Regions from separate parts of the Homo sapiens genome. Here region 1 is linked to region 2. A link is a contact called in ENCODE Hi-C or POLR2A ChIA-PET data. All regions are on one chromosome and are shown on one strand. The core of a region is the stretch at or near the end of the contact, and the rest is flanking DNA. Distances in the headings are between cores, read along the strand shown.

The links. A loop is a pair of places that touch in the nucleus more often than their neighbours do. ChIA-PET counts read pairs that join two places held with the same protein, here RNA polymerase II (POLR2A). Pooled maps may share reads with other maps.
Region 1: a map of endothelial cell of umbilical vein shows a loop between it and region 2 (12-fold over the local background). The contact joins the promoter of REXO5 here to the promoter of LDAF1 in region 2. A Hi-C loop is called at or near these places in 5 of 168 maps with a recorded cell type or tissue (IMR-90, MCF 10A, PC-9 and 2 more) and 12 of 50 pooled maps. POLR2A ChIA-PET finds 5 or more read pairs at or near these places in 6 of 52 experiments (AG04449, HepG2, WTC11 and 2 more).

The regions. Positions count from the first base shown.
Region 1 is chr16:20,804,443-20,809,249 of GRCh38, forward strand. REXO5 (RNA exonuclease 5) reads left to right here and starts at 2,085. Exons shown (of 20, transcript NM_030941.3): 1 at 2,085-2,263; 2 at 2,510-2,649. The coding sequence starts at 2,512. ERI2 (ERI1 exoribonuclease family member 2) reads right to left here and starts at 2,030. Exons shown (of 9, transcript NM_001142725.2): 1 at 1,966-2,030. The coding sequence starts at 1,988. RefSeq lists enhancers at 1,226-2,171, 1,920-2,029, 2,750-2,889.
Region 2 is chr16:21,156,982-21,162,062 of GRCh38, forward strand. It overlaps LDAF1 (lipid droplet assembly factor 1), which reads left to right and starts at 1,693. Exons shown (of 5, transcript NM_001301771.2): 1 at 1,693-1,765; 2 at 4,104-4,297. The coding sequence starts at 4,202. It also overlaps a transcript of DNAH3 not described here. RefSeq lists silencers at 1,573-1,702, 1,753-1,932 and enhancers at 2,190-2,690, 2,825-2,974.

The sequences.
Region 1 (4,807 bases), core at 835-3,334, 350 kb before region 2:
TTGCTTGAGCTCCGGAGTTCGAGACCAGCCTGAGCAACATGGTGAAACCCCGTCTCTACAAAAATTATAAAACCTAGCTGGGGCGTGATGGTGCATACCTGTAGTCCCAACTACTCAGGAGGCTAAGGTGGGAGGATTGCTTGAGCCCGGGAGGTGGAGACTGCAGTGAGCCGAGATCATGCCACTGCACTCCAGCATGGGCAACAGAGCGAGACCCTGTCTCAAAAAAATAAATAAATAAAATAAAATAAGAAAAAAAGAGAAGAGCTTACTGAGGTCTTAAGTGCAAGTAAAACAAACTACTTGGTATTAGCAGGTAGAGTTTTAACTAGGCAGACACCTCCTGTAGTTTTCTGTGTTTGCTAAGAGTGGGAAGTGCCAGGATTTGGGAATAATAAATATCATTTATTGACTGCTTACTACATAGCAGGTACTAAAATTAAACTAAGATGATGGCCTCCTTTAATCCTCAACAAGTGTAGTAGCTAGAAACTTTTCCTACCTATATTTTATGGATGAGAAAACTGATTCTTAATTTGCCAAAGAACATAGCTTTGGTATGTGAACCCAAGACTGTCCAATTCTGAAGCTCATGCTATTTGCTATTATATTACATCTTTCTAGTAATCAGAAATATGCACAGCGCATCCAGGAATCAGGGAGGACACAATAATTCATATTGTGAATTAAAAGGATCACTAGGCCAGGCACCGTGGCTCACACCTGTAACCCCAGCACTTTGGGAGGTTGAGGCGGGTGGATCACCTGAGGTCGGGAGTTCGAGAACAGTCTGACCAACATAGAGAAACCCCATTTCTACTAAAAATACAAAATTAGCTGGGTGTGGTGGTGCATGCCTGTAATCCCAGCTACTTGGGAGGCTGAGGCAGGAGAATGACTTGAACCCGGGAGGCAGAGGTTATGGTAAGCCGAGATCGCACCACTGCACTCTAGCCTAGGCAACAAAACTCCGTCTCAAAAAAAAAAAAAAAGATCACTAGAAAATGGGTTTGTAAAAAGTAGAGGTTCCTCTTCAAAGACTTCCTTCCCCGTCTAATTAGGAATAAATAGTAACTTCTCTTAGAGCAAAATTTATTCAAAGACCTGTGCTAACATTCTTAAATATCTGCTAGATATAATAAAGAAATCAATGTACTTTATGTTCTTAGCTCCCACAATTTAGCCTAAATATTTGCCCTGGCATGCTTATACTGGTCCAATCAAACATTAGGTCATAGCCTGTTCCTCTTCCTTACTTAAAAGTGTTTTTACCTTTCTCAGCATTCCACAAGTTACTTCCTTCTTCCTTTGTTCTCCTCTGCCTTTGCCTCTTTTAAAAAGTTCTATGTTGCTAGTCAGTCGGGACAAATACAGAATGTGAGGTCCCGTTCCAGCCAAAGGAAACCGGACACAGCAGTAGGGTGGACGCGCCACGTTATAAATGACCCTGTCTCCTTTGTTCAGTGTACTCTCCTGGCAAAACTGCTGGCGAGTGTACCCTTTCTGCAGGAAGTAAAAATGGCCTTACTAAATAAATTAAATTTAAGTTTAAGTTCTATTTCTTTACAGCACCGAGGAACGAGCATTTCGAACAGGTTGAACACCTTGACAGATTCAGTGTGTGGCCTGCCTGAGACCTCCAACCAGTCTGCAGGGCACTGTCACGTCCAGTCGTTTCCCAAGGCCTAAAATAGGCAGGCACTGGCTCAAGGCCACACAGTCAAGGCCCCAGGGTTCGTCCGCCTCGGGCTCCTGTCACCCTCGGGTAGAAGGTGGCCCAAGGCTGAAGACCGAGGTCCAGGGAGGCGCCTTTCCAACCGTGCCAGAGAGGGCAGGTCGCAGACGCCGGGGCTGCGGGGAATAGAGGCCCTCACCGCAGATGCCACCTGCCGTGCCCTGCTCTGCGGCCAACGCCAGCGCTGGACCCGGAGCTACCCGCCCCCGACCCGGAACTCCCTCGAGTACCGCGCGAGCCGCTTGGTCGCCATTCCCGACACTCCTTGCTTTTCCAAGTCCAGCTGCCGGAAGTCGCTCGACTTCTACTTCCGGTCCGTTCAAAAAGCCCGCGAGGCTGAGGGGCGGTTGTTGTTGGCAGCTGTGGCTAAGGAGGGGAGAACCTCTGCTCCCCGCCCGTCTTCTCTTCTGCGTTTCCCGGGCTAGGGGGCGTGGGGAGTGGTTTTAGGCGGCGAAGCCGCTCGGCAGCACCTTCCTTCTTTGCCAGGCAGACGCCCGTTGTAGCCGTTGGGGAACCGTTGAGAATCCGGTAACCGATGCGGACGGTAAAGCCGTTTGGGTTAGAGCGGCGCGGGTGTCCAGTCCGCGGAACGGGGAGATCGTTGGCACCTTCGCTTTTTTAGGGGAACGGGGATAGTTCGGTAAACTGAATTGAGAAGCGGATCCGAGGGAGGTTGAAAGCTGTCAAGCCCGTGTAGCTCTCCCGCTAGGAGGCGGCACGCGGGGGAATAGGGGCGCTGGAGTTTCCCCAGCTCTACCTCATCTTTCTCCACAGCCATGGAGCCAGAGAGGGAAGGGACCGAGAGACACCCCAGGAAGGTCAGGGAAAGCAGGCAGGCCCCAAATAAGCTGGTCGGGGCAGCTGAGGCGATGAAAGCCGGTTGGGATCTCGAGGAGAGTCAGCCCGAGGCCAAGGTGAGCAACGGGGATCCCGAGCAGGCGGCCCTAGGCGGTTTGGAGCTCCCGGACCCTCGCCCAACCGCCGTCGGGGGCACTGGATTCGGGCGGGCTCTCCGCCCTGGCCTCTCCGAACCTGATCCCTGATCATTAAAATGGGAATGAGTGTAATACCACCTTCCTGCAACAAGGCTGTCATTGGCTGTCACTGGGATAGTGAGTCGGCCGAGTGCGGTGGCTCATGCCTGTAATTCCAGCACTTTGGGAGGCCGAGGCGGGCGGATCACGAGGTCAGGAGTTCGAGACCAGCCTTGTCAACATGGAGAAATCCCCGTCTCTACCAAAAACACACACACAAAATTAGCCAGGCGTGGTAGTGGGTGACTGTAATCCCACCTACTTGGGAGGCTGAGGCAGGAGAATCGCTAGAACCCAGGAACCAGAGGTTGCAATGAGCCAAGACCACGCCATTACACTCCACCCTGGACAACAAGAAAGAAATCACGTCTCAGAAAAAAAAAAAAAAAAAAAAAAACTGGGATGGTGGGCCGGGTGCAGTGGCTCACGCCTGTAATCCCAGCAGTTTGGGAGGCCAAGGCGGGAGCATCATTTGAGGCCAGGAATTCAAGACCAGCCTGGGCAATATAGCAAGGACCCCATCTCTTAAAAAAAAAAAACAAAAAACAAAACAAAAAAAAAACTGCCTGTACATAATAGGAATGTTCATCGATATCCTGGGGCACAAAAATACAATTCCTTGCCCTCGTGCAGTTTACATTCCAGTAGGGCGGGGGTCCCCAACCCCCTGTGCACAGACTAGTACCTGCCTGTCCATGGGGTCCCCAACCCACTGTCCACAGCTGGCCTGTTAGGAACCGGGCCACAAAGCAGCAGGAGGTGAGCGGTGGCCGATAGAACGTTACCCCCTGAGCTCCACCTAGGCATTAGATTCTCATAGGAATGTGCCAAACCTATTGTGAGCCCTATTGTGAACTTTGCATACGAGGGTCCTAGGTGGCATGCTGCTTATGAGACTCTAATGATAAATGTAATGCACTTGAATCACCCCGAAACCATCCCCCCAGCCCTTCTCCCAGTCAGTGGAAAGATTATCTAACACGAAACCGGTCCCTGGTGCCAACGGTTGGGGACCGCTGCAATAGGGGAATAAAAAGGCTGATTATCCCTATCATCCTTACCATTTACTGAGAACTAAATATACTTCATTCATCCCTTCAGTCGTTCATTGGGCTTTTTTGTTTGTTTTTGTGTTTGAGACAGGGTCTCTGCTCTGCTGGACTCAGGCTGGACTACAGTGGTGTGACAAGGATCCTCCTGTCTCTGCCTCTTACAGGCATGAGCCACTGCACCCAGCTATTCATTGGTTTTTATTGTCTGCCATGTGCTGGGGCACTGACCTAGGTGCTTGGGGTACATCAGTGAATCAAGTTCACTGCCCTAGTAGGTCTTATATTCTAGTGGGCAGAGACAAATGATAAAAATAAGTTATAATATGTGAGAGAGGGATTAGGGATGTGATTTTTTTTTTTTTTTTTTTTTTTGAGGTGGAGTCTCCCTCTGTTGCCCAGGCTGGATTTGGCTCACTGCAACTTTTGCCTCCCAGGTTGAAGTGATCCTCCCACCTCAGTTCCACCAATTAGATGGGACTACAGATGTGTGCCACTGTGCCAGCTAATTTTTCTTTTTTTTGTAGAGACGGGGTTTTGCCATGTTGCCCAGGCTGGTCTTGAACTCCTGGACTTAAGCGATCTGTCCACCTTGGCCTCTGCAAGTTCTGGGATTACAGGCATGAGCCACTGCTTTTTTTTGTTTTTTTTTCGTTTGTTTTTTTTTAAAGAGAGACAGGGTCTCCAACTCCTGGGATCAGGAGATTCACCTGCCTCAGCCTCCCATAGTGCTGGGGATTACATGTGTGAGCCACTGCACCCAGCTGAAAATTTTTTTTATTAAAGTGGGATTCCAGTTTTTTTGCCTATCAAATTTGCAAAAAAATGTTTAATGTTTATGTGGTTAGTGTAAGGAGATTGACAATCACATATTTTGTTATGTTGAAACAATCTCAAACTTTTAGAAAAGTTGTAAGAATAGTATCAAAACCTCCCCTCAACCAACATTTGAAAGTAGTTGCTGACACAATGGTCTTTTTCTACCCACC
Region 2 (5,081 bases), core at 443-2,942:
CTGTAATCTAAGGAAACACACACACACACACACACACACACACAATCTTTTCCTGGGTGGGGAACCCAGCATTTTGCAGCTGAACAAAGTGCATGACGCCAGACAAGATTGGCTAAAACTTAAGAATTTAGGGATTCTTGTCTGTCCTATCCCCACCATTAGCTCTTCTTTCTGCTATTGTGGAATTACAGCAGGATTCTGTGGTTTATCATATCATTGTCGTGATCATCATCATAAATCATCATCCCAAGCAAATATTTTTGAGCCCCTACTCTGTGCCTCAATAGGTGCTAAGTTCTCGACAGCCACAGCCACACTATTGCACCAGTCCTCACTACAACCCTGTGATTGCTTCTTTTTTTTTTTTTTTTTTTTTGAGACAGGGTCTCACTCTGTTGCCCAGGCTGGAGTGCAGTGTCTTCACTGCAACTTCTACTTCCCAGGTTCAAGCGATACTTCTGCCTCAGCCTCCCGAGTAGCTGGGATTACAGGTGCGCACCACCATGCCTGGCTAGTTTTTATATTTTTAGTAGAGATGGGGTTTCACCATGTTGGCCAGGCTGGTCTGGAACTCCTGGCCTCAAGTGATCTGCCCACCTCAGCCTCCCAAAGTGCTGGGATTATAGGTGTGAGCCACCGCACCCTGCCAGCTTTTTGTTATCTAAAGACTTATTTTCCAGGTTGCTATGGCCACAGGCAAAGAGGAGAGGTCGGTCAACACAGGTCCCTGTCTGGAAAGTGGCTGAGAACTGTGCAACAGCAGACCAATGGTTGGGCTTATCCCTCTCTCTAATTTATGGTTGAAGCCATGGTTCAGAGAGGTTACTTAGTCACACAGTAAGTTGCCATCATGCTCTATAGCAGTGGTTCTCACCTCGGGACGATGGGGCCTTCCAGGGGACATTTGGCAATATTTTGAGACACAACTGGAGGTGGGGGGGGGCGGTTCTTGTAACTGGCATCTAATGGGTAGAGGCTAGGATATTGCTAAACATTCTACAATCCACAGCTCAGAAACAGAATTATTCCGCCCCAAATGTCAATAGCATACTATTCAGAAACCTTACTCTATAGGGCAGATTTGGGGCCAGGGGAAACAGGGGCTCCTGCTCCGACTTGGATCCATGCAAACCGAGGAATTTGGATTGATTTATCTTGTCTCTCTCAGCCTGGACTTTTTCATGTGTAAAATGGACATCCAATCCATCTGAAAGGATCTCACTGGCTTATGACATTCGCATTTGAGCAGTCATGGTTAAAAACTTCCAGCCAGGGTGATACTTCATCACGTGTGTGTCTTGAGCGCCAGAGACGTTCCAGAGCAGCTGGTTTTAGGCATACAGGAGGGGAAACCCTGACACCCTTGGAAAACTCATTCTCGGCTGCCAGTCTGCCTGTCTTGAAGGTGGTCTGAGCTTTCTCACTCCAAGCCAGTCGTGTGGGAAGGGACACTCTCTGAGCCTCAGTTTCCTCAGCTGTCAACCTCTCAGGGCTTGTTCTAGTGGCTCCGAAAGCCAGTGGGAGCGAGCGCGCTTTGCAAAGCCTTGGGCGCCGGGCCTTGGCGCGCCTTTGCCGGATCCTTCCGGCCACGGGCGGGGCGAGCCCAGAGGAGAAGAGCCGAGGGGCGGTGCCCGGGCCAGGGGGCGGAGGCAGGCGGCTCTGGCTCCCTCTCGGGACGCTCTTTCCTTCTTCCTCTTGTTCCTCCTCCTGCCTCTCTTCGCTTCGCCTGCAAACGCGGTGGGGGCTGCTCGGCGGTCAGGAGCAGGTGAGAGCTCGGAGCTTGGGGGTGGGGGTCCGGGTGCCCCGGGTGGCTAGACCCCTCTCGCCGGGCGGGGACAGAGGAGGAGCGCGGGGGCGACGGCGTGAGCGCGCTATCGGGGTCCCACGCCCGTAGCTTTCTGCCCCGGGGTTAGTGTAAGGGGCGTCTCCTGCTTATGAGTCGCCGGGACGGGGCTGGGAGCGCACGAGGAGACACGATTCCTCCCCACCCCTAAATGCACACTCACCCCGCCACCCCCCAACACACACACACATACACACACACACTACCACTAGATTAGGTAAAATGGTAGCTAGCACCACCACACCCCGAGACTGTGCCCCTTTCTGGGGAACCTGGGGAAGACGTCGAGGCAAACCTCCCTAGGATTATTGAAAACGGGCGCCTTCCTCACCACCCAGCCCCTCTTCTCCACCGAGGTCCCCTTCCCCATCGCTGCAGAGAGATCTGCAAGTATCAAAGGGGGCTTCTTTACCCCCAAATTAATAACTAAGTACTCGACTCCCCTCTGAGTTCCCATTATTCAGTCTCTGTGCCTTCTGGGACGCGGACCCCCTCTCCACCTGCATTTCACTCCCTTCCTCCTCTCCTTGGGTCTCCCTGGCTTTTGAACGCTGAAAGGCTGGGCCCGGATGGGGAGGGGCGGCCAGTGTGAGCTCGAGGCGCCCTGTAGCTCCCATCCCCCAACCAGAGATGTGACCCCTCCTCCCAGCTTGAACTTTCGAGGTAGCCGTTTTCCCCTGGAGGTTCGGGGGTGGGAGGGCCAGGAGATTTATTTGGAGCCTTGGAAGGGGAAAGGGTTAGCTGGTGTTGGCCTGGCCCAGTCCCCCAGGCGTGAAGAAGGCGGGGCACTCCTTGGCCGCGCCGGGTTCTCGCTTTCCCTTCTCGGGAGACAGCTCCGTGCCTGGGGAGGCCCCTCCGAGGAGTGAGTGACCAGGGGGTCTGGGAATTGGTGGCCAGGTAGACGCATTTGAAGGCTGTGGCCGATGGCATTCGCCCCACGCACTCTCTCATCGGACTCCCCAAACCGGTCTGGGTGGCACTTGAGGCTCCCAGGCCAAAGGAGACCTGTAAGGGGAACTCCGCTTGTTTCTGCTTGCTGCAGAGATGAGATTATGGGAACTGAGTGCTGGGAACATCCCAAGTTCAAGACCTACGCCAGAGGCAGCTTCAAAGAGAGAATGTGGGGTGGTGGGATTAGTCCCCTCCTCAACTTTCCCCTCCAAAGGGTTTCTTGTTTTACAAAAGGGAAGTAGCAGAGGATGTCTAGCTGGGATGATTAAAATGTGCTTTAATTTGCATACTAGACCCTGTACAGCTTAGTAGTAGATAAAATTACCCCCTATATGATAAATAAATGTGAGGATCTCTCAATTAATTTTGGCCACGTGGACACAATCTTTTAAGCATTTGTACTGTAGGTCAGGTCAGTTTAAAGGGAGAAATGGAAAAGATATCTCTGTGTCCAGCCAGTTCTGGGAAATATAAAATAAGAATGATTTTTTTTTTATATTTGAAAACTCAACAAGGGTTAAAAAATATATCTAATTTAACCAATTGCCTTTATTAAAAATAAGTAAAAATTGTATGAGATTGGGACACCCCTCAAAATTCCAGGCAGTTTAGTTAGAGTATAATTACTGTGGTGAGGTCTGCCCCCGAGGTGCAGTTCTCCTTAGCAGGGATAGACTTACCCACAAGTAAGTAGATGATGATGTATGGAATGATGGAATTGGGAGCCAACCTGTACAGTAATAAAGAAGAGAAACAGGTCAAGGCTACTGTTGTACAAGGAAAGCTTTCTAGGGAGAATAAAAGGCAATGAGATTTGAAATAGTGTGTTCAGCTTTCTTGCTTTCTGTATATTTTCAGCATTTTGTCAAGCTAAAAAATAAACATAAGCTGTCAGAGATAATACTATTAACATTTTATCATCTTTTTTTAAAAGTATCATACACATCTTTTCACATCACTAAACAGTCACACTATCATTTTAATGACTGAATTTATCATTATTTAACCAATTTTCTCCTAATGGAAATACAGTTAGCTACTTTCCAATGTTTTGCTAGTCATTATATGTTATAAACAGGGATGCAATGCACAGCCTTTTAGTACATTTTGAGATACCTGTTGGATTATTTCCATCATGTTCCTGGAATATAAATTCCTGGATTGAAGTGTGTGCAATCTGAAATTGTTGTGAATATTGCCAGGTTACCCTCCGTCTGCATGCCCACCATCAAGGTATGAGGATGGTAGAAGCTCTCGTCGAACCAGATGGATGAAGACCACTAACGGCTTTTGTTTCCTCTGGTAACAGCAAGAGACAGAGCGACATGAGAGATTGGACCGCGGGCTGCACTGGAGAATTTACTGGTAGGATAATTCATCCCTAAAGAGATTGAAGTGAGCTTCAGAATGGCAAAAGAGGAGCCCCAGAGTATCTCAAGGGACTTGCAGGAACTGCAGAAGAAGCTGTCTCTGCTGATAGACTCCTTCCAGAATAACTCAAAGGTCAGTTTCCAATCACTATGTATAATGGAAAATCCCAATATAACACTAGCATAAACAAGATAGAAAGTTATTTCTTTCTCCAGTAGAAGGAATTTGGAGGTAAGTCAAGAATCTTTCTGGCTTACCGCCCTGCCATGTCTATGCTGTGACCTTCAAACTCCTTGTCTGAGATGACTGCAAGAGCATCAGCCATTGTATCCATCTTTCAGGCAACAGGATTTGAGGAGGGGGGAAGAGAGAAGTGCAAGCCACCTACAATTTAAGGAGACTTCTGGGAGTCGCACACAATACTTCCAATTACATCCCTTAAGCCAACATTGAGTCATTTGCCACTAATGGCAAATGCAATTCTTTAGCTGGATAAAGAAGTCTGTGCAACAGATATCATCCTTTTTTTGGTTTTGTTTGGTTTTGTTGTGAATTTTGCCCTATCTGTTACCCTGAAAATGAGAGACAAAAGCCTACTTCAAGATTTGAGTTCATTGTTCCACTAGGAATCCAGGTCCGATAGAAATATGATGTGAGTCACGTATGTAATTTAGAATTTTTCTAGTAGCCACATGTAAGAAGTAAAAAGAAATAGGTAAAATTAATTTTGGCTGGGCATAGTGGCTCCCGCCTGTGATCCTAGCACTTTGGGAGGCTGAGGTGGGTGGATCACTTGAGATCAGAAGTTCGAGATCAGCCTGGCGAACATGGTAAAACCCCATCTCTACTAAAATTACCAAAATGAGCAGGTGTGGTGGTAAGGCCTGTAGTCCCAGCTACTCGGGAGGCTGAGGCA